3 separate regions of the Homo sapiens genome follow, and regions 2 and 3 are each linked to region 1. A link is an interaction called in ENCODE POLR2A ChIA-PET data of the cell type or tissue named here. Cell type or tissue: Panc1. All regions are shown on one strand. Links, peaks and the distances in the headings refer to the core of each region. The heading gives the core; the rest is flanking DNA.

The links. Peaks named below come from ENCODE experiments on the same cell type or tissue, not always from the same donor. Only the 100,000 strongest peaks of a DNase experiment are listed, where the experiment ranks them.
Region 2: POLR2A ChIA-PET joins it to region 1 with 7 read pairs; 2 of 35 experiments call an interaction of 5 or more read pairs at or near these places.
Region 3: POLR2A ChIA-PET joins it to region 1 with 6 read pairs; 7 of 35 experiments call an interaction of 5 or more read pairs at or near these places.

The regions. Positions count from the first base shown.
Region 1 is chr5:150,664,582-150,674,625 of GRCh38, reverse strand. It overlaps MYOZ3 (myozenin 3), which reads right to left. Exons shown (of 7, transcript NM_001122853.3): 3 at 3,988-4,142; 4 at 2,976-3,029; 5 at 2,718-2,871; 6 at 2,124-2,286. MYOZ3-AS1 (MYOZ3 antisense RNA 1) reads left to right here and starts at 2,157. Exons shown (of 4, transcript NR_186487.1): 1 at 2,157-2,510; 2 at 4,417-4,476; 3 at 6,354-6,509; 4 at 8,595-9,112. In Panc1, for the core only: no CTCF peak of the experiment used is centred there; no DNase peak of the experiment used is centred there; H3K4me3 peaks cover 1,782 bases; H3K27ac peaks cover 672 bases.
Region 2 is chr5:150,262,665-150,272,825 of GRCh38, reverse strand. It overlaps CAMK2A (calcium/calmodulin dependent protein kinase II alpha), which reads left to right. Exons shown (of 19, transcript NM_015981.4): 3 at 7,811-7,870. Among named protein-coding and RNA genes, the nearest start is that of CAMK2A, 22 kb to the left of the region's middle. RefSeq lists an enhancer at 7,603-8,138. In Panc1, for the core only: no CTCF peak of the experiment used is centred there; no DNase peak of the experiment used is centred there; H3K27ac peaks cover 834 bases.
Region 3 is chr5:150,762,152-150,772,312 of GRCh38, reverse strand. No RefSeq gene overlaps it. Among named protein-coding and RNA genes, the nearest start is that of DCTN4, 8.2 kb to the right of the region's middle. In Panc1, for the core only: no CTCF peak of the experiment used is centred there; no DNase peak of the experiment used is centred there.

The DNA.
Region 1 (10,044 bases), core at 1,359-6,358:
AAAGACAAACCTTGAGCCAGGGCCTGAGTCCCAGCCAGGAAAGCATTTCTGCCTGGACCACCCCAGTTTTGGTGGCAACAGCCAGGCCTCACAGGAACAGGCTGGGTGGTGTCCAAGCCATGCAAGGCCCACAGTCAGGCCCTTGACTGGGAGCCCAGGACCCTGGAAGCTGAGCACATCTTGGCCACCCAAACTGCTGTTTCTCTTCTCTATGCCTCAGTTGGTCTTTCTCCCTCAGAAGAGGTCTGGATGCAGGGCTCCCTAAGAGCCTCTTTCTGCTGGTGGGAATGTGCCTTGCTGTCATACATGAGGCATGAGATCAGTGGGAGATGCAACCTGAGTGGCCCAGCCTGGAAGCTGCCTGCCAGGACTGAATGTCTGCTGCAGGTTTCAAATGACTGGGCAGGCAGGGTCTGAGGGCCCAGGAGGAGATAGGGCAGTCCTGCCTGCCAGGGAACTCCAGAATGTCTGTTAATGGCTCGTGACTCACACAGCGCATGCTAAGCCCAATTCTTCCCATCAGGAAGTCTCTGCCTATTCAGATATTTGAGGGCAGTCACATCCCTCTGGAGCTGTCTCTTCTCAAGGCAGATCACCCCCAGTTCCTTCAGCCCTTCCTCATATGTGCTGATTTTCCAGGCCTAGCTAGGCTCTGGCGCCCACCCGTCTGTCTTAGACAGACCCAGTCTCCACGTGTGGTCTGAGCAAATGCCAGAAGAGCAGGACCGTGGCGTCCTCTCTGTGGACTCCCCTTTTCCTCACTAAATGCAGCCCAAACCAGAGGAGCATATTCAAAAATAGCACCAGACCAAGGAAGCCAATGCAGTTAACATGCACTCCTCAGCCCAAGGCCTTCCCCCAGTGCCAAGCTCCTGTCTTGATTCCTATGGTTTGTTTTCAGGCCCTCAGTGCAGAATGGTAAATGTATCCCTTTCAAGCTCTCCCCTGTCCAAACTTCATCTCAGCTGTAAATAATAATCATAATACGCCGGGGGCGGTGGCTCATGCCTGTAATCCCAGCACTTTGGGAGGCAAAGGCGGGTGGATCACGAGTTCAGGAGTTCGAGACCAGCCCGGCCAACATAGTGAAACCCTGTCTCTACTAAAAATACAAAAAATTAGCCGGGCACGGTGGTGGGCGCCTGTAATCCCAGCTACTAGGGAGGCTAAGGCAGGAGAATCGCTTGAACCCAGGAGGAAGAGGTTGCAGTGAGCTGAGATTGCGCCATTGCACTCCAGCCCGGGTGACAGTGTGAGACTCCGTCTCAAATAATAATAATAACAACAACAACAATAATAGCTATTGTTTGTTGCAAGTGTCTTACTTGCCAGAAACTTTACCTATGGCTTCTCGTGTCATCTCCATAGCAACTTTATGAAGCAGGTACTATAAACCCCTCATTTTACAGGTGGGGCAATGGAGGCTCAGAGAGGTTAAGTCACTTGCCCAAGGTCAACACGGGCAGGCCTGGGGTCTGCATTCAAGTCCACGTGGAGGCCTCACGCTCTAAACCCATATAGGCCACTGCGCTGTGGCCCTCACTCTGGCGTCCAATGTTTCACTGCCACTCTCCACTTTGGGGCAGCCTCAAAGCTACCTTGTTGGCCTCTTCTAGGCCATTGGTGAAAGGAAAAGCTGAGCTGGCCTCGAACTGCTGAAATCTGGGGACCCCTCAGAGAAGGACACAAATCTAGATGTTCATCAAAGAGGTAGCACACAGCAGCCATGGAGAACAAGGCACTGGGCTCTGGAGTCAGACAAACCCAGACCTGAATCCCGGCCCTGCCGGTGCTTCCTTGTTTTGTGGCTTTGGCCGGGTTGTTCATATTCCTGAGCCGCAGCCTCTTCATCTGCAGAACAGGAAAACTCATAGCACCCGCCCACCATGTCCTGGAGAATATCCAAGATGTGCGGCACCTTCACTCTTCATTTCTCCCACGTTAACTGAGCACCTACCAGGTGCGGAGGCGCTGTTCCAGCCAGAGCTCAGTCAATGAATAGAAAGCGCTGGGGACAGAGCCTGGCCTGCAGAAAGTGCTCAGGAAACGCAGGCTCCCGCTGTGGCTGTGACTGGCTTCCCGCCCCTCCCGGTCTGTCCCCCGGGCTGCCCGCCCCGCCTTACTTGTTGAAATTTCGGTAGTCGTTGGGGCTGGGGGTGTGACTTCGGCCATCGCTCTGGTAGTCCCGGTAGCTGACGAACTCCTGCCAAGGGCAGCGGTAGCCCTTGGAGATGGCGGTGTGGTTGAACTTCTCTGGCGGGACGCCCTTCAGCGGCTCCGCATAGCCTAGGGGCGCGGGGGGAAGGGAGCGCCTCCGTTCTTCCACCCTCAGCCCCCAACCCCACCTCGCCCCACCCCCATTCCGCGGACGCGGTTGGAGGAGGGAAGATCGGAGTTAGGGGAGAGGACGGCGGGAATGGGAAGCCACAGTTGCTCCAGCACAGGAGACCCCTCCCCATCCCAGGAAACACGGAGGACTGCAGTGAGGAAGCCACGAGTTCGCAGCGCGGGTTGGTCTTGGCCTTGGCTGACTCGCTGTGTGACCTGGGGCGCGGCGCCCCTCCGGCTCGTGGTCTGGCGAGGGGAGTGCGCGCGTGCGCGTGTGTGTTGGGGAAGGGGGCGGACTAGCCTTCTGGGTGCTCTTCCTGCCCCATGGGGAGCACACCCATGCTTCAGGCCCCCCAGCCCTGGTCCCGGGACCCGAGGAGGCCACTCACCTGGCGCCAGGGCGCTGGGGCTGGGGACGCACCCAGCAGGGGCGGCTGCAGGGTGGGCGCCCTCGGGACCCCCGAGTGAGGCCCCGGGTGAGGCCGGGAAGATGTGGAGCTCCGAGCGGTAGTTCGGCCCCTCAGGGCCATTGGCATTGGCAACCTGGGCACAGGGGCGGGTTCTCAGAGGCCACCGACGACCTCCCGCCCCCAGCCGCGCTCCCCTTCCCCCAGCTTCCCTTCCAGGGAGCTCCCCTCCACGCTCACCGTCCCCGACTCCGCTGTTCCAGTCACCTTCCTCCTGGCGCTTCCGGCCAGCATCTGGGAACGAGGGGGTAGAATAAACCGCAGAGAAGCTCAGCGGGGCAGGGGACCAGGGTTCTCCCTCCACCAAAAAAAAAGGTCGGGGGGAGGCAAGAATCCTAACGCCCATCATCGGGGAACAAGGATGAGTTACTAGTTTACAACGCTAAACCCAGTGCCTGGGACCGAGAAATACTCGATATATGTTAATTGCTATTGTAATGCCGAGTCCGGGCAAGATACTTAATTTCCCTGAGCCTCAATGTCCTTCTCGATAGAATGAGGATGATGGTGATGAAGATCTCTTCCTCAGAGGGGTCTATGAGCATTAAATGAGATACCTGCAAAGTGCTTAGCTAGCATTGTCTTAGGCACATAGCAAAGGCGGGTGTTTTGCCATCTTTATTTTTCTGCCACATCACTCCCTCTCAGTTGCCTCCTGTCTAGCCCAGAAATTAAGTGGAGGGTGGATGGAATAGCCCTGGCTTCCTTAGAAGTATCTGGAACTGCCTGCTGCCTTTCTGAAGCCAAGGGAAAAACCCTTCTTGCCTTTCTTCTCCACCAGCAGATTATTCCATGGCCTTTCCTTTCTCCGGTGGGAAGAAGAAAAAAGGGCATTCTACATTTTCCATCTTAGATCAGGCCCAAGTCTAAACTAGATCCAGCCTGCTGCAAATTTAGCCTAGAGTGCATGCCTGTCTTAGCTTTTTTTTTTTTTTTTTTTTTTTGGTAGGAGCCAGAGTCCCTTCACTCCACGGCTTATCCTCAACCCCCTAATCCACTTTGTTTACTTTGTTCTGTATCCAGGGAGAGATGCCTAAAAAGATAACACTTTTCAAGGATCACACTGAAAGGCAGGAGCCTAATCTGATGGGAACATCACAGTCCTCAGCCTGGCTTACCGTTTGACTTTAGGCTAACCAGTGGCTCTCTGTGGTCCTCATTTTCCCCATGAGCACAATGGTGGCTTACTCACCGCCCGCTGGCTGGCTGCTAACTCGAAAGTGAACTTCTGCACACGGCGCTGCCTCTTCTGGAAGAGGAGGGACCCTCTGTTGTTGCGTAGTGACAGCTCCTCCATCATCAGGTCCTGGGGCACGCTCAGCTTCTTGCCCAGGTCCAGCGTAGGGACTGCCAGGAAAGGCCAGAGCGGGCTCTCACCACCCCATCCCCCATACACTCCAGGCCCCACCTCTCGAAGCATGGCATGCTGTGTGTAAGAATGCCTGTTTCTCACCAAGCTTGCCGACACCGGGTGTCATGATTGTTTGAAATCTTTGCCCACCTGATGGGCAAAAATGACACCTCAGAGTTTAATTTGCATGTGTTTGTTGCTCAGTGAAGTTTAGCACTGTTTCCGAAGTTCTTTGGCCATTTGTGTTTATTGCATGAATTCCCCATGCAGGTCTTTGCCCATAATGGTGGAGGTAGTGAGAAATGGTCAGATTCTCGATATTTTTTAAAGGTAAGCCATGGGTATGGGCAATGAGTGAGAGAGGATGACTGCAAGGTTTCTGGCCTTAGCCACTGGAAGGATAGAGCAGCCATTCACGGAGATGGGGAAGGCAAAGGGAGGAGAAGGTTCTGGGAAAGATCAGGAGTTCAGTTTTAGACCTGTGTTCTTTTAACTTTAAAATAGCCTTTTATTATTATAAAAAAGCATATATGGGCCAGGCGCGGTGGCTCACGCCTGTAATCCCAGCACTTTGGGAAGCCAAAGCAGGCGCATCACCTGAGGTCAAGGGTTCGAGACCAGCCTGACCAACATGGCAAAAACCCATCTCTACTAAAAGTAGAAAAATTAGCTGGGCGTAGGTGGCGCATGCCTGTAATCCCAGCCACTCTGGAGGCTGAGGCAGGAGAATCACTTGAACCCAGGAGGTGGAGGTTGCAGTAAGCCGAGATTGCATTGCTGCACTCCAGCCTGGGTGACAGAGTGATTTTCCATCAAAAAAAAAAAAAAAAAAAAAAAAAAAAAAAAGCATATATGGGCCCTGAGGAAAGTTGGACAATACAGATATCAGACAAAAAAGAGAAAAATACCATTATCTATCACCCAGAGACTGCCACTATTAACACCTTAGTGTATGTCCTTTCATATCTTTTTCAATGACTATATTCCTATGAGGTTTTAACCAAAATAAAATTATAGCATACATGTTTTGTAATTTTTTTTTTTTTGAGATGTCACCCAGGCTGGAGTGCAATGGCACAATCTCGGCTCGCTGCAACCTCCGCCTCCCGGGTTCAAGCAATTCTCCTGCCTTAGGCTCGTGAGTAGCTGGATTACAGGTGCGCACCACCACGCCCAGCTAATTTTTGTATTTTTAGTAGAGATGGGGTTTCAACATGTTGGCCAGGCTGGTCTCAAACTCCTGACCTTGTGATCCGCCCCCCACCCCCCCTCGGGCTCCCAGAGTGCTGGGATTACAGGCGTGAGCCACCGCTCCCGGCCTGTAACTTGTTTTATCAAGATCTTTACAAGTTAAAGATCTCCACATTTCCAAGTGAACAAATTTTTGTTTTACCTAATATCTAGTCCATATCCAAACTCTGCTAATTGTCTCCAAAACTGGGCACACTAAGTTTGAGGAGACTTGTAGGCATCTAAGTAGTGGTGCTGAGGAGGGAGATAGATGTGTGAATCTGGAGAAAACTGACCTGGAGGTGAAATGTTGGGCATCATGAGCTTTTACTGGTATTTACTGGTATTTGTTGTTGTTTTTCAATGAAGAACGTTACATTTATTTCTTTTCTCATAGTTGGAACTAGTCTTTACAGCTATTTAGAGGATTTTCAGGGTGATGGCTGTTCTTAGTAGTTTGAGACCCATCCCTATCCTTTGTGCGTTTCCTACCAGCCAAATTCAAACTTTCACGTTTGGCCAACAAAGGAAGCCTTTTGCAGGACAGAGGGGACAGAATGGTGAGGACCTTGGCAGGTGAGAGCCCTGTGTGGGCAGCACGGCCTGCCTAGTCCATCTCTAAAATCAGATACACATACGTTCATATTCCAGCTCCATAAATGGTATTTTAAGCTGGGAGGCTGGATGAGATCATAAAGAAATGAGAATAGGTAAAGAGGATCAGAGACGGAGCCTGGGGCCTCCAACATTTACAGTGAGGCGGTGAGGAGGAACCAAGCCAGGAGCCTGGGCAGGAGCAGCCCACAACATAGGAAGAAACTAAAGAGGATGGCATCCTGGAAATAAATGATGAAAGCATTTCAGGTATGATAGAGAGACTAACAGAGCCAAGTGCTGCTGATGTGTCAAGGAAGATGAGGGCTGAAAATCCACTATTATATTTAGCAATACAAGGTCATTGGTAATTTTCACTAAAGCAGTTTCTATGGAGTGTTTGGGTGTGAAAGCCTAACTGGAGAGGGTTCAAGAGAAAATGGACAGAAGAACAAGTTTAACCACACCATGAGGAAGCGATAAGCCAAATCCAGGACGCAGGACATTCTACAGGACAACTGGCCTGGTTTTTCAAACAAGTGAGTGACATGGAAAAAAGGGGCAGAGGGGTTGCTTTAGATTAAAGGAGATTTAGGAGCCATAGCAACCAAATAAAAACTGTGGCCCTTGTTTGGATGCTGATGAAAACAAACTAGAAAACTGAAGAAGGTTGAATACAGACCGCTTATTAAATGGTATCAAATCATTACTGCAAATTTTGTTCAGTATGCTAATATCTTTGTGGCATGTAAGGAAATGCCCTTTTATTATTTTGATGCATTCTGAAGAATTTGCGGGGTGAAATGACATGCTTTTTGGTATTAGCTTTGAAATTTAGGAATGAAGGAGGGACCATGTACTCCCTACTTGTATGTGTCTTTGGAAATTGACTAATAAAATGTCAAAAAGAGAGAAAGAGAGGATTGGTAAGAACAATATAGACAACTGCTTGGAAGAGTTGGGCTTTAAAGGATCCTGGCTACAGACAGCTATGGGATCAAGAGGGGTTTGTTTGTTTGTTTGTAAAAATGGAGAAATAACAGCATGTGCGTTAACTGACGGGAACATTTGACAATGCAATAGAGAGAGGGGAGAATTGCTGAAGGAATGTCCTTGAGCAGGAGTGACAGGAGAGCTGGGTTTCCAGAGCCCAGCCAGAGGAATTGGCACCAGGCAGGTATGAGGAGAGTCCATCCACCATATCAGAAAGGAAAACCACAAACACGGGTGCAGATGCAAGCAAGTAGACAGATGTGGCGGAGGATGCTTGCAGATGTTCTCTTCTGGTTACTCTATTTTTCTCAGTGGAATAAGAAGCAAGGTCTTTAGCTGAGAATGAGGTTGTGCAAGGAGGTATTGGAGGTTTGAGAAGAGGGGTTGCCAAAGTCATTAAGAGAGTAGCATGAGATAGTGAATGAACTAGGGAGATGGACATGGCTACCAGGCAGTACTGGGGGTCACTTGGGTGCTGTGATTCATGCCAGTCAATGGAATCCTAAATAGCTGTCTAAAAAGGACACTGATTTTTTTTTATTCTTTCAACGGACACATAAAGGACACTTTTTATGTGCTAAGAACAGAAAGAAATCCACTTATAGGCCGGGCGCAGTGGCTCACACCCATAATCCCAGCACTTTGGGAGGCAGAGGAGGGTGGATCACTTGAGGTCAGGAGTTCAAGACCAACCTGGCCAACATGGCAAAACCCCTTCTCTACTAAGAATACAAAAATTAGCCAGGCATGGTGGCGTGTGCCTGTAATTCAGCTACTTGGGAGGCTGAGGCACAAGAATCACTTGAAGGTGGAGGTGAAGTTTGCAATGAGCTGAGATCATGTCACTGTGCTCCAGTCTGGGCAAAAGAGTGAGATGCTGTCTCAAAAAAAAAAGAAAAAAAGAAATCCAGTATAAATTAATTGGAGGGGAAAGTAAGATTCAGAAGAATAGGTATTCTAAGATCCCATTTATATTATATATTATATAACTATATTTTATATATATGTGTGTGTATATATATATATATATATTTTTTTTTTTTTTTTTTGAGACAGAGTCTTGCTCTGTTGCCCAGGCTAGAGTGCAGTGGTGCAATCTCGGCTCACTGCAACCTCTGCCTCCTGGGTTCTAGTGATTCTCCTGCCTCAGTCTCGCAAGTAACTGGGACTATGGGCATGAGCCACCACGCACGGCTAATTTTTGTATTTTTAGCAGAGATGGGGTTTCACCATGTTGGCCAGGCTGGTCCCAAACTCCTGACCACAAGTGATCTGCCCGCCTCAGCCTCCCAAAGTGTTGGGATTACAGGTGTGAGCCACCGCGCCCGGCCCCCATTTCTATATTAAAAAATAAGTATGTGTTTTTGCATGCATTGAAAAATCTGCAAGGAGACATGCCAAGGAGACATGTCACCACAGCAGTGACCATGGGACATATAAAGGAGGAGGGTTGGAAATTGTTTACACTGTTTTGTTGTAACTGTTTTTAACAAGAAAGTGTACTGCCTACTTAAAAATATAAAAGAATAGTTATACCTAAATACATAATAAAGCACCCTCAGTATCATATTCTGAAATACTATACAGATGAGCTGAGCTCAATATTGTTCTTTTTTTTTTTTTTTTTTTAGACGAGTTTCACTCTTGTTGCCCAGGCTGGAGTGCAATGGCATGATCTCGGCTCACTGCAACCTCTGCCTCCCGGGTTCAAGCGATTCTCCTGCCTCAGCCTCCCGAGTAGCTGGAATTGCAGGCATGCACCATCACGCCTGGCTAATTTTGTATTTATAGTAGAGATGGGGTTTCTCCATGTTGGTCAGGCTGGTCTCGAGCTCCCAACCTCAGGTCATCCGCTTGCCTCAGTCTCCCAAAGTGCTGGGATTACAGGCGTGAGCCACCTCCCCCAGCTGAGCTCAATATTTAAAAAAAAAAAATGGCAGGCACAGTGGCTCACAACTATAATCCCAGCACTTGCAGAGGGCAAAGTGGGTGGATTGCTTGGGCCCAGGAGTTCAAGACCAGCCTGGGCAATATAGCAAGACCCTGTCTCTATTAAAAAATAAAAAAAGATAAAATCTATTTGACTGAGTATTTCTATTTCTAGGAATTTATTCTCGGGGAAAAAGTTGAATAAATATGTCCAAAGATACATGTATAAGAATGTTTATTGCAGTGGGGTTTAAAATTGTGAAAACTGGGACTCAGTCTCGTGGTGGATGCTGCCAGATGCCCCTTATTAGTGGCTAAGAGTTCACACCACCACCTTCTACAGAGAACTGCCAGTGGAATGGATGCTCCACAGCGCCCTTGCCTCAGGTGGGATGAATTCTGTGGAGCAATTCATGCTCGAGAGCTCCCCGCGGGGTCACACTGAACTGGACAGCCGCTGAGCCCACATCCTCGCTCAGCAGTACCCCACCCTAGGCTGCATTCCTCCTTCCCTTCCGAGAGCACGTTCTCAATAAGTCACTTGCACAAGGCTCCTCTGTTCTGCCCCGAAGGATCTCACCCCAGACAACCCTCATCAGGGGATGGTTAAACACACATGACGTGTCCAAACAGCAGAAAGCTGGTAAGCACGGGGAAGGAAGGCGTGAGATAAATCATACTAGGATGGAATGCTGCTAAATGAAAAAAAAAAAAAGCCAAAGAACATAGCATATAGTATTTAGCCCATGTGTATGTATGTTTATATAAAGACATTCATATATGAACAGAACAAGAATTTACATAAATATGTTAACAGTGGTTATCTCCAGATGGTTCCATTATGATGAACTTTCAAAGCCGTTCATGTCTGTTTTGTCTGAATTAAACAAATTTTTTTAATGTATGCCAAGTCAATGGCAAGTGAATTTTTTTTTTAAAAAGTGATGTATTATCATTGTAACCATGTAATAAAGAAACAGCTCTGAAGACAAAGAGACCTGGAGTCAAATTGCAGCTCTACCACCTACCAGATGTGATCACCTGCTCCTCTGAGCCTCAATATTCTCATTTCCAAAATGAGGAGAATATCTAACTTAGGGAGTTGTGGTGGGGATGAAATGACACAAAGCATAAAGGATACTTTTCTCTTAG
Region 2 (10,161 bases), core at 3,478-8,477, 400 kb after region 1:
TGAGGGCTGAGACACCAGATGGGCCCTCCTTTCCCTACTCTCTTGCCACTTGCCATCACTTCTCCCCTCCAGACCTCTACCCTTGCCATTCCCTCTGCCTGAACGCCATCTCCTGGCTCCTTTCATGAATGGCTGTTTCTCAGCCTTCAGGTCTCAGCTGAAGGTCACATCCTTTGAGAGGTTTTCCTGACCCCTCAATCTGATGAGGCCTCCTCCATTTTCTGTCTCTCTCTCTCTCTTTTTTTTTTTTTTTGAGATGGAGTTTCACTCTTGTCGCCCAGGCTGGAGTGCAATGGTGCGATCTTGGCTCACTGCAACCTCTGCCTCCCGGGTTCAAGCGATTCTCCTGCCTCAGCCTCCTGAGTAGCTGGGATTACAAGCGTCCACCGCCATGCCCGGCTAATTTTTTCTCTTTGTATTTTTAGTAGCGATGGGGTTTCACCATGTTGGCCAGGCTGGTCTCGAACTCTTGACCTCAGATGATCTGTCTGCCTCGGCCTCCCAAAGTGCTGGGATTACACGTGTGAGCCATCACGCCCAACCTATTTTCTCTCTCTTATTACTATTCATTTCCTTTATGGCTTTCCCTGACCTAGACTCATCCTGTTTACTGATTAGGCCCCTTGTTTAATACCCACCTCCCTTTCTGGGCTGTAAACTTCAAGAGTATGGGCTACTCTGCACCCAGCACCTAGGACAGCACCTGGCACTCAGAGAGGGGCCAGTGAACTCCAAGTGTGCTTGGCTTCAGCCACGCCACTCTCGGGTCCTCCAGAGAGTTGGTCTGGGGTGTGATCTGGGTTTTGGAAAAGATGCCCAGATAACTCTAATTTGCAGATGAGTTTGAGAACCACTGCCTTAAGACCTTAGAAGTGGTCCTGGGCCAGCGACATCAGCATCCCTAGCAGCTTGTTAGGAAGGCAAAGCCTAGAGCCCCACTCCAGACTTGAAGAATCTGAATCTGCATTTTAACAAGACACCGGGGTGATTGTGGACGTTAAAATTTGGAAAGCCTGCCCAGGAGATGCGCTTCTTGCCATTACTCTGTGTTTGAGACAGTGATGGTGGTAACCATGGTCAGTGTGTTGGAAAGGGTTATCTTCAGAGAGGCCAGTCCCCACCCTGAATGAAATGGTGTATAAGCTTTCCTTGGGACCGCCTGGTGGTGGAGGGAATTCTGTTGGGTGAGGTGGGTGCAGGTATGGGCTGTACAATCCATGGTTTGTGCAGTGCGGGAGATGTTGTGTGAGGGGCTGGCAGAGTGTCCAGGTGTTTGATAGGCGCAGCTGTGTGGGGCCAGGGCCCAGCAGGTGCAGGTTCGTGGCAGTCCTCACAGTGGCTGGTACAGGAGGCTCATGCTGCTCCCCGCAGGCCTCCCGGCAGGCCTCATGTTGGACTGTGTGTTGCTGCCTTTCTTCTCTGGCTCAGTGTTGCTGGGAGCTCAGCACTTTCTTCCAGTTACCGACCTCCCGCCAGTGTCTTGCAGGTCAAAGAGGATCAGCAGAGGGGGTGGCTGGGGTTAGGGTGAGGGTCTCTGAAGGACCAGGAGCCCCACGTGCTATACAGTCAGTATGAAAAGTCCAAGCTTGTGGAAGGCTGGGAACTAGAGACAGGGTGGGCAGGAATGCCAGCAGAGGTGTTGCCTCATGGCCAGATGCCTGGATTGGCCTTGCCATTGCTGTGTGACTAGCAGCAGTCTGGTGCCCTCTCTGTGCATTGGGTGTTGAGTAACCAAGGGAGATGTCCCAATCCCTGAGATACAACAGGGACAGGGGGTGACGGGTTAAGATTGCCCCAGTGGGAGAGAGGGTCAGGCACCAAGGTGGTCCCTGGATGCTGGGGATCTCGGGTTAGTTCACCACACTCTCGAGGCACATTCACACACACACTTGCACGTTGACCAAAAGAGACAGATGTGTATGGGAGGGTGGAAGGGCCATGGCTCCTGTTTTGGAAGGTGACTAAGCACTCCTGGGACAGTGCAGACCCTGGGCTATGCCAGACAGTCACTGTCCAAACCGCCTCTCTTTGGCAACTTGTTGAGTCCTTGACCTCTTGGAAGGAAGGTGGCCCGGCCTAGGTGAGTGTTGAGGGGGTGGGGAGGTTATCAGGGAACCTTCTGGAAAAGTCTGCCAACTGCCAGCCGCTTTTCTTCCCAGCGGGAGAGGAGGAGCAAAAGCTTCTTTTAGCAGGATTCTTTGTTTGCCGCTCATGGTGCCTCGGGGGCGGGGAGGGGGGGTTAATGCTGAATATTTGGCAACACACTCTAAGCATCTCCTGCTGGTGCTCCTGGGTGACTTCTGGCAGCACCCAGCAGGGGCTGTGCCCACCCTCCCGGGAGCTGTGGCTTTCTTTTGCCCACCCTGCCCAGCCTCTTCTAGCAAGCGGTTCCCAAACCCACGATATATTTGTGTATGTATTTTTAATCTAGTCTTTTAAAAAATGTTCGTAGTATAAACAATTCAAAGAAACCATGAAGAAATGAAGTGAAAAGTGAAAATTTTGCCTGTTCTAATCCCTGCCGAATACCTTTGGGAGCTTTTTAAAAAAGGCAGCTGCCTGAGTTCCACCCATGAAGTTGGATTCAGTAGGTGGGGCCCAAGCCCCTGCATTAAAAAAATCCTATCATCAGTAACAGTAGCTATTAACACCAACCTAATACAATAATACAGGCTCAGTGTTAACCCCCATCAGGTGCTGTATAGCCTCCTAGCTCGTCCTCCCCACTGCACACACAGAGGTAGAATTCTAAGGGCGCATTGGGCACATGCATGAGGCTGGTGCAGCTAGAGGTGACTGGCCTGGGCACTGTGACCTCCACAGGCCCCACTCTCCAGCTCGAGCATGAGGGGGTCACTTCCTCGGCTCCCCAGTGACAAGTCTCGGGGCACCAGGTGGGGAGCATGACAAGCTCATCCAGCCTGCACTAGAGTGTCATTCAGTTCCCTGCAAGGAAGCCTCTGAGGGGACGGCAAGACATGTGCTTCCCATCTCTCCTGTTCTCCTCCCTACCCCTTGCCTGGCACTCTTGCTCCCAGGATCAGGCTGTCCTATGCAGGGAGCAGGTACTTCCTGTTCCCAGACTTCAGGTCTCTTTTCTCTCCTGGCTTGTGTGTCTCCTGCTGGAATTTCGGGCCGCCTGCCTGCTGGAGTCCACTAATTATTAGAATGGGGCTGGGTTTGGTGGCTCACGTCTTTAATCCCAGCACTTTGGGAGGCCAAGTTGGGAGGATCACTTGAGGCCAGGAGTTCAAGACTAGCCTGGGCAACATGGTGAGACCCCCGTCCCTATTAAAAATATAAAAAATTAGCCGGGCGTAGTGGCGGGTGCCTGTAGTCCCAGCTACTCAAGAGGGAGACTGAGGAGGGAGAATCACCGAGCCCAGGGGAGTCCACTCCCTTCTGGAGGTAGAGTCCTGCCCATTTGTGTGATTGAAGGTCTTCCAGGCCTGCCCTGTCCTGTCCCACCCTGCTGGGACTGTCTGGCCCCAGGGACCTCACCCCAGAATGTCCATCCACCTCTGCCTGCTGAGCTCTGCTGAGCCTTGCCATGCTCTTAGCCCCCACACCCTGGAGGTGACCCAACCATCTGGGGAGGAAGCAAAAAGGTTCCCAAGATATCATCATGGGCATTGGGGAAAGCTCCCCCAGGTCCCCAGGCAGGAGGCTGAAGACTTCTAGCTTCCCTCAGATCTCTCACCATCATGGGACTCTGCTGAGCCAATGGATCTATTCATCAATTAATTAATTATTAGAGTGGGGCTGGGTTTGGTGGCTCATGTCTTTAATCCCAGCACTTTGGGAGGCGGAGGTGGGAGGATCACTTGAGGCCAGGAGTTCAAGACTAGCCTGAGCAACATGGTGAGACCCCCATCTCTATTAAAAATATAAAAAATTAGCCGGGCATGGTGGCGGGTGCCTGTAGTCCCAGCTACTCAAGAGGGAGGCAGAGAAGGGAGAATCACCTGAGCCCAGGAAGTAGAGGCTGCAGTGAGCCGTGATCCTGCCACTGTGCTCCAACCTGGACAATGAGAGTGAGACCCTGTCTCAAAAAAAATTATTAGAATGGGAAGCAATATAGTATAGTAGCTATGTACATGGATTGAAATCTCAGCCCTGCCACTTGTTTGCTATGGGATCTTGGACAAGCTGCTTAGCAGCTCTATGCCACGCCCTGGGAACGTGGCAGTGACCAACAGAAAAGGTCTTACTCTCATTGTGCCCATTTTCTGGGCAGTGAGACTGAAAAGAACATTAAACACATATGTCAGCTGGGTAGCTTCAGGTAGTGACAAGTGTTAACCAAGAAAATAAGACAGGGTATGGGGACGTGATGTGGCAGGAGGGACATGCTTAGAAAAGGCAGCCAGGGAATCTCTCTAAGGAGGTGACGTTGTGCCGGGGCCTGCCTGATGAGAAGACCCAGGGAAGAGCTTTCCAGGCAGAAGGCACAGCAGGTACAGAGGCCCTGAGGTGGGAAGGAGCTTGGTGTGTCAGGGCAGAGAGGAGGCCAGTGTGGCTGGAGCTTCCTGGCCGGAAGGTGAGGCCGGACCCAGTGAGGAGTTTGGATTGTGCTCTAAGTATATTGGGAAGCTGTTGGAGAGTTGGAAGCCAAGGAGGGACAGGATTTAATTGATGTTTTAAAAAGAGCTCCTTGGTGGGTCCGGGCACGGTAATCCCAGCACTTTGGGAGGGCAAGGCGGGCGGATCACAAGGTCAGGAGTTCGAGACCAGCCTGACCAGGCCAGCATGGTGGAACCCCGTCTCTACTAAAAATACAAAATATTAGCCTGGCATGGTGGCATGTGCCTGTAGTCCCAGCTACTCGGGAGGCTGAGGCAGGAGAATTGCTTAAACCTGGCAGGCAGAGGTTGCAGTGAGCCAAGATCGAGTCACTGCACTCCAGTCTGGCCGACACAGCGAGACTCTGTCTCAAAAAAAAAAAAAAAAAGCTCCTTGGCTGAGGGGAGGAGTGGGGGGAAGATGCAGGGGTAGAGGCCTCAGAGCTCTGAGTTTTCAGAGTGATTTTGGTGAGTGATTTTGATAAAGGGACTCTTCCTTTGTCAACAGGCCTCAGTTTCTCCACCTATATAACAGAACACGGCCTCGGAGGTCAAAAGAAACATGGTCCCTACATGTCTTAAGGTTCTCTGTATATTGGAAAATGAAAACACTGCAAACAGAGTTACCAGAAATATTGTATAATGTATATGTTTACACTCAGTAGGATGAATGCTTTCAACAGTGAAAATGCAGGTTAATTGTACCATGCATAAGATGATGTAAGATTTATACAATTAGTTCCTAGCATTTCCAGCAATAAGGTCTGGTAACCAGATACAAGTTTACAGTTGCATGGCCAGCGTTTTCTTCTTTCAATCCTGTCAATATTCTCTGCTCCTGGGTAAACTCACAGGGAGAAAACAGCAACATTCTGGATTTGGGGCTTCTGCTTCCTGAATGTATAGCCTAAGCCAGAAGCCTCCTTCCCACTCTGACAGGCCTGACCTTGACCTGCCTGAGTTCTGGTTCTGCTGGAGGTGGGATGGGGGGTAGGGTATGGGACGTGGGGTAGGGCATGGGACGTGGAGCAGGGGGAGGGCCCCGCCTGGTCAGCTCTGGATGGGCATCCCTTCCTCTGCCCAGAAGTCAGCCTCCCCTACCCTGGAGGATATGAAAGGAGCCCACGGAGGGAGGAGGAATCAAGGGATGCCCCCCAACTTGGCCCCACCTCCTTATCCCTAGCTTGCAGCTGGTTTTCAGCTGGGGAGTTGAGCCATGGAAACTGAATTGGACTTAATTGCTTTGCTGGTGGAAAAGCCACCTTTCAGTATTGATTTTGGCTTCTGCAGCCCTTGGAGGACAGCCAGTGATTGCTCTAGTGAAGGGGGCAGGGGAAAGGGGAGCTGGATTCCTGGGAACAAGGGCTGGAACTTTCTTCATTCTCACCACCCCCCCACCCGCATACCTGCCTACTCTGAGAGGGCCATTCAGGGCCAGGGTTCTAGTGTTGGCTCGGTGTCTGAGTGTTGGCATGAGTTTCCTTCTGTGGGTCTTAATTTTTCTATTTGGGAATTGGGGGCAAGTGGAGGTAGTGGTTATGAGCTGGGGCACAGAGAACAGTATAGCCCAGGATTGAAAGCCCAGCTCTGGAGTCTAACTGTCTGGGTAAAAATCATAGCTCCACTGCTCACTGCGGGATTGACTTTGGGCAGGTACTTAACCTCTCTGAAGCTCTGTCTCCTCTTCTGGACAGCCAGAAAAATGATAGTAACCCCCTCAAAGGATTGTAGTGAGGGCTTGAAAGGCATATAAAGCCCTCTGCACAGTGCTTGGCACAGAGTTTTTAAAAAGAGATTTCTTTTTATGGTTTTGTTTGTTAAATTAAGGCGTTAACTACCAAATTGTGAAAAAAGCACCAAAAAGGAAAATGGGAAATGCATTTTCAGTTCCAGCTCTGCCACCACGGAGGCTTCAGCTTGTTCAGGCTGCAGTTTCCTTATCTATAAAATGGGGAGAGTGGTGGTCCCAGCCCAGGATTGCTTGGGGGCACGGAGTAGGATCATGTGTCCCACTGTTCCCAGCAGCTGGAGAATCAGAAGCCACAGTGGCAGATCCTGAACAAGGCCTCTCTCCCGAGTGTGTGGGGAGCCCCAGGAGACTTGCACAGCAGTCCAGAAGGCAGGAGGGAGAGCTCTGGGTGGGCCCCTGCAGATTCTTTGGGGCTCTCTGTGTCCCTGGTCCCAGAGTCTCCTGAAAGGGAGGTGGCTTCTGGGAATCAACACAGCCCTCTGGAAGAATAGCCACTCCCTTAGAAAGGCACATTCATTCAATCATTTATTCTTTCATGTGGTTATTTCTTTTTTCTTTTCTTTTCTTTTTTTTTTTTTTGAGATGAAGTCTCGCTCTGTCGCCTAGGCTGGAGTGCAGTGGCGTGATCTCAGCTCACTCCAACCTCCATCTTCAAGCAATTCTCCTGCCTCAGCCTCCTGAGCAGCTGAGATTACAGGCACCTGCCACCACACCTGGCTAATTTTTGTATTTTTAGTAGAGATGGGGTTTCACCATGTTGTCCAGGCTGGTCTCGAACTCCTGAGCTCAAGTGATCCACTTGCCTCGGCCTCTCAATGTATTGGGATTATAGGTGTGAGCCACTGTGCCCAGCTTCATTCAGTTATTTCTTGAGCACCTAGTATGTGCCAGGTGTTTGGGTAGATGTCAGGGGTACAACAGAGACGAAGTCCCTGCCCTCAAGGAACTAGATATCCATGAGACTGAGTGGGTCATGCTGTTCGGGGGCTCTGAAAGCACAGAGGATGGGCCCCTGCCTGCCGCCAGGGGCCTGAGACTAAGGATTGGTAGGAGTGAGTGATGGCCAGTGAACGGCAGGTGGGAGGTAGAGTAAGTGTTTCAAGCTGAGAGAACCGCATGTGCAATTCTCTCCTGAAGTGAGAGGGCCCAGCGGGATCTGCTTGTAGAGGTGAAGTCGGCCATTTAGTCTGGCTAGAGTATAGGGCCTGAGGAACAGGCCTGGAGGAGTCTCGGAGAAGCCTCACATTTAAGAATCATGGAAACGGAGGCCAGAGAGGGCGAGGGATGTGCTTGAGTCACTGCAACCCAGGCCTCTTCCTCTTTCCACTGCACCCCATGGTCTTCCTGGAGAACTCAGAGGCCCTGGCCAGAAGGTGAGCTTTCCCAGCCCCCAGGGGCTGCCCTGGGAGGTGGAGATAATACGAGGCTTTGAGAAGGGGGAGATGGAGGGTAATGGTTCCTTCCTCACCGGGGACTCACATGAGCCTCTGTGTTTCAGACCATCAGAAGCTGGAGCGTGAAGCCCGCATCTGCCGCCTGCTGAAGCACCCCAACATCGGTGAGCCTTGTGGGATGAGAGGGGCGCAGGGGAGCCAGGCCCTGCTCCCCTGCCCACCCTGGCACGTGGGTGTTTGCGGGTTGGGTGGAGAGCAGCTGCTCTCTTCTCTGGGGATGGAGGCAGCAGAGATGGGAAAGGGGGCGTCTTTAATGGTTTCCACATTCCTCAGAGCCAGCTTGTTTCGGGGGAAGGTGAAGAAAGGCCCTTCCTCCCATCCCACACTGCCGGCAGCCTCCGGAAAAGCTGTTTCAGGAAAACTTCTAAAGCTCTGGGAGAGATGAAAATAGGCCAGGGGGACATGCTTGGCCTTGACCGCTGTGGCCCATTCCCCATACCCACACCCATGCCGATTCAGCCTGGCACCGTGGCCCTGCCCTCCTCCGTCGACCTGGCACCTGCCTGCCTACAGGGTCAAGCTCCAACTCAGGCCCTGGCCCACAGGCCGGGCACAGGCTGCATGGAGAGGCTGGGCCATGGCAGGCTGGGACAGAGCCAGGGCAGCAGAACCCGTGGGGATGGGCTCTGAAACAACACCTCGCTGCCTGGCCCCCCTTCTTCAGCCCTTGTGCAATTGGGGGGCTGATCCCTGCCTATGAGGGTGCTGAGTCATGAGGGCAGGAAGTGTGGCTTTGAGGGCTAATTCTGTCAGGGAATTGCTGTGGGACCTTGGGCAGGAGCACTGCCCTCTCTGAATCACTTCCCCCCATCCTCTGAGGGAAGGTCTGTCTGAACCAGCATCTTGGGCACCTTGTGAAAAGGTAGACTTGGATTCACTGGGCCTGGGATGGGGCCAGGATTTTGCAGTTCTAACACTCTCTGAGTTGATGCCAAGCCTGCTGACTCATAGACCGCACTGAGGAGCAGGGCCTAGGTGATCGCTAAGGACTCTTCCAACTCTGACAGCCACCATGCCTTCTCACAAGGCAGGGAAGCCTCTCTCCGTGCCCAGGGCCCCAAGGGTTAACTCTCCTGCCAGAGAGAAGCATCTCCATCTGCTATTTATACCCAGAAGGCACCTCCCCTTCCCTGCACAAACAGCAGCCAGAGGCTCCGGGACCAGCATCAGAGAGACATCCCTGGGTTGGCAGGGAGCAGCCCTGTTTGAACCCTGGTCCCTGACCTACTAATGTCCTCACCATGTGGCCTTCAGCAGCCCCTGCCTATTCTGGGCCCCCAACCCCCCAGCTGTGTGATGGAGGGGGTTGAGAGTGATCTCTGACTGTAAGATCTTATGGTCCTTACGGAGGCTACCAGCTCCAGTGGAAGGAGGGGAGTGTGTGTTAAGTGTGTGAGAGTGTGTGGAGTGTGTGAGTGAATATGTGTGTGAATGTGAGTGTGAGTGCGAATGTGTGCGTGTGAGTGTATGTGTATGCATGTATGTGTGTGTGTATGTGACAGTGTTGGAGTGTGTGTGAATGTGTGTCTGTGTAAGTGTGTGTGTGAATGTGTGTATGTGAGTGTGTGAGTGTATGTGAGAGTGTGTGGAGTGTGTGAATGCACGTGTGTGAGTGTGTGAATGTGTGTGTGAATGTGCGTATGTGAGTCTGTGTAAGTGTGTGTGTGTGAATGTCTGTGTGAGTGCATGTATGTGAGTGTGTGTGAATGTGTGAATGTGTGTGTGTGTTGCTGCACAACTGCAGCTATCTCAGGTCAACACTGCCTCCTCATGTTCACACCTCCCTCTCCCTCTCATTCCCAGCTATAAAATGGGGAGCAGGAGGTTATGGCTTTGGAGCTGACAGACTACAGCTCAAATCCTGAGTTTGCTGCTTCATTGCTGTGTGACCCTGGACATGTAGCTCCACCACTTTGAAGCTCAGTTTTCTCTGCAAAATGGAAATGATAACTAGCTCATAGGATTGTGATGATTAAATAGACCACAGCACAATGACAGTCATTATCATTAAGCTGCCCCCCTCTTCCCCAACCAACACCTTCCATCAGAACAACCTTGCCTGAAGACATCTTCTTGCCTAAAACTCCATATGATTGTCATTCCTCGGGGCCATGAGGATTTTTAGTGGTTACTGGAGGCACTATATTATATATAACATGGTGGTTAGGAGAATGGGGTTTGCAGTCAGACACCCGGTTTCAATCTCAGCTCTGCCGTTAACTAAGTGTTTGAGCTTGGGCAGACTGTGAACCTCTTAGCCTCAGTATCCTCCTCTATGAAGTGGGGATAATCACAGCACCCACCTTCTAGGACTGTTGGGAGGGTAAAATGAGATAGCGTTAAGTAAAGCACTTGGCACAAAGCCTAGTGTGTGGTAAAAGCTCAGAAATGGTAG
Region 3 (10,161 bases), core at 2,493-7,492, 97 kb before region 1:
ATGCCACTGCACTCCAGCCTGAGTTACGGAGTGAGATTCTGTCTCAAAAAACAACAACAACAAACGTTACTAGAGATAAAGAGGCACATTTGATAATGTTAAAGAGTTAATCCATCAGGAAATTATAACAATTATAAATATACGCACTAACAAGAGAAAAAATAACATAAAGATTGATAGAATTAAGGGAAGAAGTAGACAATTTAACAATTGTCAAAGATCCCAATACCTAACTTTCAATATTGTATAGAACAAACAGGCAGAAGATCAACAAGAAAATAGAAGAATTGAACAATACCATACACACACACTAGACCTAAAACACATCTATAGTGCACTCTACCAAACAACGAATAATACATACTTTTCTCACATGTACATAGAATACTATCGAGAATTGGAAATATGCCAGGCCATGAAACAAATTGCAATAAATTTAAATAGACTGAAATCTTACAAAGTATATTCTCCAATCATGATAGAGTGAAATCAGAAATCAAGAATGGAAAGAAATTTGGGGAATTAACAATATATGAAAATAAAACAACACACTATCAGTGTATGAAAGAAGAAATCACACAAAAAATTATAAAGTACTTTAAGGTGAATGAAAATCAAGACACAGCTATGTGATGCAGCTAGAGGATGTAGTTAAAACAGCATGTAGAGGAAAATGTATAGCTATAAATGCCTGCATTAAAAAAGAAGACAGATCTCACATCAACAACCTGACCTATCACCTAAGACACTGGAAAAAGAAGAGAAAACTAAACCAAAAGCAATTAGAAGGAAGAAAATAATAAGGATTAGAATGCATATCCACAAAATAGAGAATAGAAAAACATGAAAACCAAGAAAACAAAAAGTTGATTTTTTTAAAAGGTCAACAAAATTGACCAACCTTTAACTAGACCGAACAAGAAAGACTGAGATCCAAATTACTAAAAGTAATTTATGAAATTGATGTCAGAAATGGAAATGGGGCCTTTACTACTGACCTTTTGGAAATAAAGTGAATTACAAGGAAATACTATTAATAACTCTTTGACAATCAGTTAACTAACTTAGAGGAAGTAGACAAATTCCTAGAAAAGACACAAACTGCCAAAACTCACTCAAGAAGAAACAGAAAACCTGAATAGACTCATAACAAATGAAAAGATTAAACTGGTAATTGTTTTTAAAAGTCCAGGACCAGATGGCTTCACCAGTGAGTTTACTAAACATTTAAAGAAGAATTCACACCAATTCTTCACAAACTCTTCCAAATAACAGAAAAGGAGTGCACACTTCCCAATCCATTTGTCAACCCAGAAAATCTGCTACAGGTCTCAGTTAATTTAGAAAGTTTATTTTGCCAAAGTTGAGGACGCACCCATGACATAGCCTCAGGAAGTCCTGACGACATGTACCCAAGGTGGTCAGGCGTGGCTTGGTTTAATACATTTTAGGGAGACATGAGACATCAATCAATATATGTAAGAAGTATATTCAGTCTGGAAAGGTGGGACAACTTGAAGCAAAGGCAGGAAGACTCAAAGCAGGATGGAGCTTCCGGGTCACAGATAGGTGAGACACAAATGGTTGCTTTATTTTGCGTTTCTTATTCGCCTTTACAAAGGAGGCAATCAGATATGCATCTATGTCAATGAGAAGAGGGATAACTTTGTGGGGTTTTTTGTTTTCATTTTTGTTTTGAGACAGAGTCTCGCTCTGTCACCCAGGCTGGAGTGCAGTGGTGCGATCTCGGCTCACTGCAACCTCTGCCTCCCTGCTTCAAGTGATTCTTCTGTCTCAGCCTCCTGAGTAGCTGGAACTACAGGTGCACGCCACCACGCTCAGCTAATTTTTTGTATTTTTGGTAAAGTAGAGACAGGGTTTCACTATATTGGCCAGGCCGGTCTTGAACTCCTGACTTCAGGTGATCTGCTCGCCTCAGCCTCCCAAAGTGCTGGGATTACAGGTGTGAGCCACCATGCCTAGCGAGGGATAACTTTGAATAGAATGGGAGGCAGGTTTGCGTTAAGCAGTTTCCAGCTTGAGTTTTCCTTAGTGATTTTGGGGGCCCAAGATATTTTCCTTTCACAGTATTATGCTGATACCAAAATAAGACAAACATATCACAAGAAAAGAAAACTACAGACCAATGTGTCTTATGAATATTGTCACAAAAATCTTCAACAAAATACCAACGAATCAAATCCAGAATTATACAAGGATTATAAAACATGACCAAGTAGGACTTATCCCAGGAATGCAACATCCAAAAATCAATGTAATATATCACATCAATAGAATAAAGGGAAAAAAGTTCAAAAGAATAAAGTTGGACTCTTAGAGTAAGTCTGCATGACCATACAATGGAATATTACTTAGCAATAACAAAAAGTACTGATGCAGGCTTCAAGATAGATGGACCCTAAAAACAGTATGCTAAAAAGAAAGAAGCCAGTCACAAAGGGCTGTATATTCTATTATTCCATCTATATGAAATATCCAAAACAGGCAAATCGATAGAGATAGAAAGATTAGTGGTTTCCTAGTGGTAGGGGTAGTAAAGGGAATGTGGGGTGATGTCTAAAGACTGGTATTTCTTTCTGGGGTAATGAAAATCTTCAAAAATTGATTGTAGTGATGGTTGTGTAAATCTGTAAATGCTAAAAGCCATTGAATTGTACACTTTAAATGAATTAATTGTATAACATGTGAACTATATCTCAATCTAGTTGAGAATATCTTTGGAATGATATTGGGTATTGAAAATTTAACCCTAGCTCCTTGTGAAATCTCCAGTGGAAGCTAATTATCTGGCTGTAATAGTTGCTCAGAAGCATATAGCTCTAGATTTGCTGGCCATACAACAATGAGGCTTCTGTGCAAATGAATTAGGCCAAATATCCTCTAATGAAATCAGTCATCTTTGTGATCACAATTTTTGAAGTTTGTGATTATAGAGGTGGATTGATAAGAAAAATCATCCAGAAATTTGGAAATACACCAAAAGGATGACTACATGTCCTGCTGACATCACACTAGAGCATGACCTAGTGTGCTCTAAAGGACCATCTGACTCTCTAAGGATATGGATCTTTGTTTGATTGACTATTTACTATTAATTGGGGTCCAGACATTTTACAACCCCGTAAAGTTACATGTTAACTTTAGAAAGTTTGATATGGTACAAATGTGGTTTCTTCCTTGTTTTAGCTTGTACCATCCAGTAGAGATACAAATGATTTCTGTCTCATAGAAAAGATAACCCCAAAGGTTATGATTTTATTGCCCTGTAGGTAATTAACCAATTTTGCATCTAACCTATTAATTTTATTTTAGCATTCCTTGTCATCCTACTGGTTCCTTCATTAAACATCTAAATAAAACTTTGATCCATGCTTTCTATGTATATGTATACAAATTATATTTTTAATATTTTGAAACTATACTTTTTTATTTTTTACTTTTTGTAGTGATGGTGTTTTGTCATGTTGCCCAGGCTGTTCTTGAACTCCTGGGCTCAAGCGAACCGCCCACTCTGGCCTCCCGAAGTGCTGGGATTACAGGCATGAGCCACCACACCAGCTTGAAGACTATACTTTGACAAACTATTTGAAGAGAACACAATGCTAAAACAGATTTCAGAGTTCTTGAACTCATGCCATTCTTCCCAACTGTCAAGAATTGCCAGGCAAAAGGAGGTAATGCAAGATCATGTAGTTCAGAATTTTTGAAAATTGAGTTTGAATCCTGGTTCTGGCACTTATGGTGACCTTGGATGAAGTATTTAATGTCTACGAGCCTCTGTTTTCCCTTCCACAAAATGTGAATGCTACTGCCTAACTGAAGCAGCTTCAATGAGGATGAAATAGAAACAAGTGAAATCATGAATGTGAAAGAACATGTGTCTAGTAAATATTACTTATTTGAATAGATAATATATATGAATGACATGATCATATATAGGATTTTTCCCTAGGCCCTAGAGTAGAGCCTTCATACTATGTACAATTCTTTCCTTCCTGCATTTTCACTAAATTGAAACACTGCATGTCCAAAACTAAAGGGAAAATTAAAAACAATCTAATCCAAATTCTCCCTTTTACAGATGTGGAAACTGAGGCTCAGGGAGGCTGAGTGACTAGCCAAGGCTACCAGCTGACAATTGTTAGAGCCAGACTATGAACCCAGGACAGCTTGACTACTGAGCCTAAGCTCTTTGCCACTCTGCACTAATAATTTTGAGTGGGGTCTGGTTTTATCAAAGTCCTCCCTAAGTTCAAATTTCTGGTTACGATATTTTCCTTTCTATCACCTGCACCTAGGTGCAGAATAAGTGCTCTACTAGTTGAATGAATGAATAAATGAATGATAGGATGACCAGAGGTCAACCAAGACTTCTCTTTCCAGTTCTGAAGTTGTGCCGAAGGCAAAGTCGTATGCTTGAAAAACTATTGTATTAACTCAGAGAGTTCTCCAGAGAAACAGAACCACTGTGTGTGTGTGTGTGTGTGTGTGTGTGTGTGTGTGTGTGTGTGTGTGTGTAGAGAGAGAGAGAACAAGAAAGAGAGATTGATTCTTAAGAAAGTGGCTTACATGATTGTAAAGGCTAGCCAGTCCAAAATCTGCAGGGTAGCCCAGCAGGCTAGAAACCTAGGGAAGACTTGATGTTGCATCTTGAGTCTGAAAGCAGGTTGCTGGCAGAATTCCCCCTTCCTAGGGAAGGTCTATCTTTTTCTTAAGGCTTTCAATTGATTGGATGAGGTCCACCGACATTATGGAGGATAATCTGCTTTGCTCAAAGTTCACTGATTTTTTTTAAGAGGCAAGGTCTTGCTCTGTTACCCAGGCTCGAGTGCAGTGGCACAATCATAGATCACTGCAGCCAAAAACAGAATAGAATTGTAAGACAATAGGATGTTTAGTCTAGAGATGGGAGGACTCATGTAGGCAATGGGGAATCTGAGCAAACCTCTGAAGTATGCCTGGGACAGAGGGAGCCGACCTAGAATCAGAGAGTGTCAGCTGAGAAGAAGCAAATCTCAGTTCACCCAAAGAAAGAATTTTTTTAAAGAGCTGTCCGAAATTGGACAGAACAGGCTTTCTTGGGATGTCATGGGTTCCCTAACACTGGAGGTATGGGAGCAGAGAGATATCGCAGAAGGTTTTCATTGAGGCGGTGGAAGACTGGGGTATGGGGGCAAGGAGTGTGTCACTGGCACAAGGTAATGGTACTAAACTGGCACTAAACAGTACTAAACCATGACTTCTAGTCCTGGCTCTGTCGCTAGTTTGCTATGTGACCTTGAGGAAGTCCCTTCTTCTTTCTATATCTTCAGGCTCCAGAAGTGAAAAGAAGATAGTTCAGTTAAATGTTCTCTGTAGTCACTTGCACCTCCAAAACTTTTTTAAAGCTAAGGCTCAAGGATCTTAAGATTACTACAGTTTTTAATTAAAAGCATACCTGTGTTAGGGTGATCTATTTTGTTTCACTGATGAATCTGTCCTGGCTCAGACATTAGTTTCTCACTTACAGGCCCCTAAACAGCTCGGGTCTTCCCAAAAGTCAGGCAATAAGCACCAGGACTCCTGAAATTACTAGTCTCCCTCTCTTCCCCTTTCTTCCTGAAAAAATTCCCAAAGTTCTGTTTGTTCTATAAATCCTTGGGCAAAATGCCTTCTTACTCTTTGGGGGTAGCTCCACTCACTTGCTAACTCAAAAGAAATAACCTTCTAGCCTGAACATAAGATACAGGAATTTTTATTTTAATTAAAACTTTTGTATTATGGCTGAAAGCCTTCATTGAATTAATGATAAGGAAGGATGGTGAAATGATGAAACTTCTCGAACATGTGGAATTTGAGATAAAACAAAGTGCTAAGCAGACAGGGAGAAAGAAGAGGAAATGGAAGCGTTCTGTTTTATAGCTTTGAAGTGGAGTGATAGTCATATGGTCTCATTAGTGTGGTTATAATTATTTGAATCAATTCTCATGGCTTAATTCCAAAGTGTTCAATTATTACACAGTCATGTAGCTAGAGATAATAGAGTGTCTATTACCAGAAGATATCTCTGTTCAAATTTTTGAAGTAAACTTTCGTCTCAAATATTTATATGCCTTTGCCTATATTTTTCAAAAAAGAATATTTACTTGAACGAAACACTTATTTAGCATTTATTGTATAGCAAAGATTTTATGTGCATTATATTACTTAGTCCTTAAAACAATTCTAGGGTGAAAATGTTATTAACCCCTATTTTACACATCAGAAAACAGAAGCCCAAAGAGGATATGTTAACTTTTCTAAGATTACCCAACAGGAAGTAAAAGAACTGATGCTAAATGTCTTGCATCTGAATGACTCTTATTGAGTTAGGTCCTCTCTGTGCCTCTTTTTCTGCTCATTGAAATGGAGTAATTACTGACCTAGGTAAGGCACAGTGAGATGCACAGGCACAATCAGAATTGCAATGCACACTGCATAATGCACAAGCAGAATCAGACAATTAGCTACATGGTTACAAGAGAGGGTAGAGTAACTGTGAGAATAAAAGGGAAAAAATACTGTTTTGAAACCTATACAGTGTATTTCTATTTAAGAGAGTATTAATAAGTTTTACTTATTAACTTTAAGCATGCACTTAAGTTTCATTTTTGCTTCCAGATTCACCCTCTGCACAGTTCTCCATCCTGCCTTGTGAATGGGAGGTTCATCTGAATGTATCCCATCAGTGGGCCTGGTAGCAGACACTGCCAATCCCTGCGCAAATCTCTTAGGCCTTCTCCACCTCAATGTTTCACAGACTTCCAATTGCCAGTATCTGTATCTTTGTGTCTGAGGGCTTTTCCCAGAAACACAGAAGGTTGGTCTGTCAGTCCAAAAGTATCCAGGAATTAACCCTTTTCTCCAGGAGCAGCCCTCAACCAAAGACTTTAGGAGTATAAATATCCCAACTCCCTCACCCTTCAGTGAAATAATTCTGAGAGGTGTGTTTACATTGTTTCCAGAGTTTCTCTGTGGGACTAGGCTCCAGTCACCCACTATGATAGCTGGCTTAATAACACAATCATACCAGCTGTCTTCTCTTCTTTATTTCACTTCCTCAGTTCCCTACTGGTATACCCTGAACCTTTGAACCTCTCAAATAAATGACTTGCACTTAAACCCTTATCCCACAATCTGCTTCTGAGGGAAACTAAGATAGATTTCCTTGATGTCTAGTTTTCTGGTGGGCTCATCTAAGCGGGAAGCACCAGCAGGAGCTGAGGTGTTTTGCATTCTACCCCCACCCTCACCCCAGGGGCTGCAAGGCTGGCTCTGTGGCCCAATTCCTGTTAGGGGACCCTCTTCACACAGCTCTGTCTGTCTCCAGAGTACAGTAACTGCTCCCACCCTTGCGTCTTCAGGCCTCAGGCCATAAACAGCACCCACCTTTACTAACCCTGTGAACTGCAGTGTTCCTTCCTTTTCATTGCTCTCCACCCCACCCACAATTCCACAAATAGTTCCTATATTAAACTTTCTTCAAATTATCAATTTTAGCCCGCCATCTGTTTCCTGTTGGTACTGTGACTGATTCAGCTGGTTTGATAACTTCTGGGTTTGACCTCAGAGAAGACAGTTGGTTATGGGGACATGTGGGGAGGGCATGAGGCCATGACTAGGACAGTGGAGGGGGCAGAGATGGAAAGAGAAGTATACAGTGTGGCAGAGGTTAACTGTTATGGTGGTGGTAAGGAAAGAACAAAGTATCCCCAAACTTAGCAGCTTAAAATAAACATTTTTTATCTTACAGTTTCTGAGGGTCAGAGTCCAGGAGTTGCTAACCTGGGTGGTTCTAGCTCAGGGTCTCTCACAAGTTTGCAGTCAGGCTGTCATCTGGGTCTGTAATGATCTCTATACTCAAGTGAAGCTGGAGAATCCACCTCTGAGCTCACTCGCTGGTTGCTGGCAGGCCTTAGTCCTCAACAGCTGTGGGCCAGAGGCTTCAGTTTCCTGCCACACAGGCCTTGCTATGGGGTTGCTCACAAAATGGCAGCCTGCTTCTCCCAAACAAATGATACAAGAGAAAGGGTGTGTGTGTGTGTGTGTGTGTGTGTGTGTGTGTGTTTCAGACAGAGAGAGCTCCAGCAAGAGAGGGCCCAATACAGAAGACACAGTCTTTTATAATCTAGTCTCGGAAGTGTCATCCCATCACTTCTGTCATATGCTGTTGGTCACACAGACCAACCCTGGTACACAAGGGTAGAAACACCAGAAGGCAGTGGCCACTGATGGCCAGCTTGGAGGCTCACTTCCACCAGTGCTCAAGAGTAACAAAATTTCCCATTAAACTTCCCTGTGAGGACAGGAAGGCTCTCAGATGAGACAGCTGAAAGTCTAAAAGAACTTCCCAGGAATAAATTGTAAGAGGGGCAACACTGGAAATCCCAATTGTCCAAAACAATTTTTTTAAGAAGCCAACTTAGTGCTGCTCAGAAGTAAAGCTGGAGAGCCAGTGTAACTTTAGACAAATGAATTCCTCTCTCTGAACCTGTTTTCTCACTTGTTAATGAGGGGATTGGGCCATACTCCGTGGCCTAATAACCAATACTTACATACCACTGATATTACTGACAGCGTGCTGCCCTCTACCCACTTTACTTGTATTAACGCATTTTACCTTCACAGCAAGGGGAGAAGCTACTGTGGAGAGTCCTTGGCCCCATTCCAAACGGGCTGGGCTCTCCCACACCAGCATCACCTCAGCCTGAGCTGGAGCACTGAAGATCTGATTAATGTGTTTAGCAACTGACTGATTGGCTCTTTTTCTGGCCTCTTGTGAAATATGCCTTCCTGTGTTGTCATCACCGTGCTTTGTGAGTTGGAACAAAATAAGAGACTGAACAAGTTAGCTTCATTTCTTTTTCTTAAATATAAAAGTGTCTAGTCCTTTCCTGGATGTTTTTATTTTGACCTCAGGGAGAAGAAATAGTCTTGGTAATTTCTGAGGAAATAAACCCCCAGTGGCTGAATTTGGTCAAACTGAAAAACAAACTGTCCCCTGGCCCAACCAGGGCCTCCCTGTTGCCTAACTTCAAGCCATCCCCTCCCACATGGCAGTCTATGGGCATGAGGAAATCCCATAGGCTCTATCTTCAAAATACAGCCAGAATCCGTGCTCTATGGCACTATCTTCTTTTGCTTGGATCACCATTGGAATTTGCTAACTGAGCCCTGATTCTATCCTTGTCTCTCTACAGTCCATTTCCAAAACGATGTCAGGAATGACCCTTGTAAAATGTGGGTTAGATCACATCACTGCTCTGCTTGAAATCCTGCAATGGTTCCACATTCCCTTCAGAGAAAAATTCAACATCCTTTAAATGCCCTTTGAGATCCTACATGAGTGCACCCCCAGCCCCCATTAACTCTGGGACATCATCCCCCAAACCCCTCCCCCGTGCTCACTCCCTAACAATGACACAGGTCTTGCTGCTCCTCACATACGCCTTAGAGACCTTGTTTAGCTCCTTCTGGAAGGCTCTTTCCCCAGATATCCACTGGGCTCTCGCTCTACCTCCTTCAAATCTTTGCTCAAACCTTACCTTTTCAGGAGGGTTACCCTGACCACACAATCCAGAATTGCAATCCTCCCCTCTCCCCCTATTTCTTGTTCTGCCTTCTAAAAGAAGCAACTGCTTAAAGGTGAAAAAGAAAAAAAAAATTTTTTTAGTTGCCAGCTTCCATATGGCAGCAAGTTCCAGATGGTTTAAAATAGTGTTCATCCACTCGACAAATACTAACCGAGGGCTTGCTCTGTGCCAGGCACTGAGTTAGGCAGGAATTCAGTCTTTAATTCCACTTTGCTCAATTCAGTGAGCAATACACTGGTGCTCTCCTAGAAGCAAGCCTCGGGGTTGGGTGGTGAATTGTGCAAGAGGGAGGGTGAGAAACAGTCTCTGTTTGGCCAAATTTTAGTCAGGCTTCTGAATCTTCTGTAGGCCCATCTGTGCACTTCTCATAAAAAGTGGTTTTAGTGGGCCAGGCGTGGTGGCTCATGCCTATAATCCCAGCACTTTGCGGGGCTGAGGAGGGCAGATCATGAGGTCAGGAGATCCAGACCATCTTGGCTAACACGGTGAAAACCCATCTCTACTAAAAATACAAAAAAATTAGCCGGCC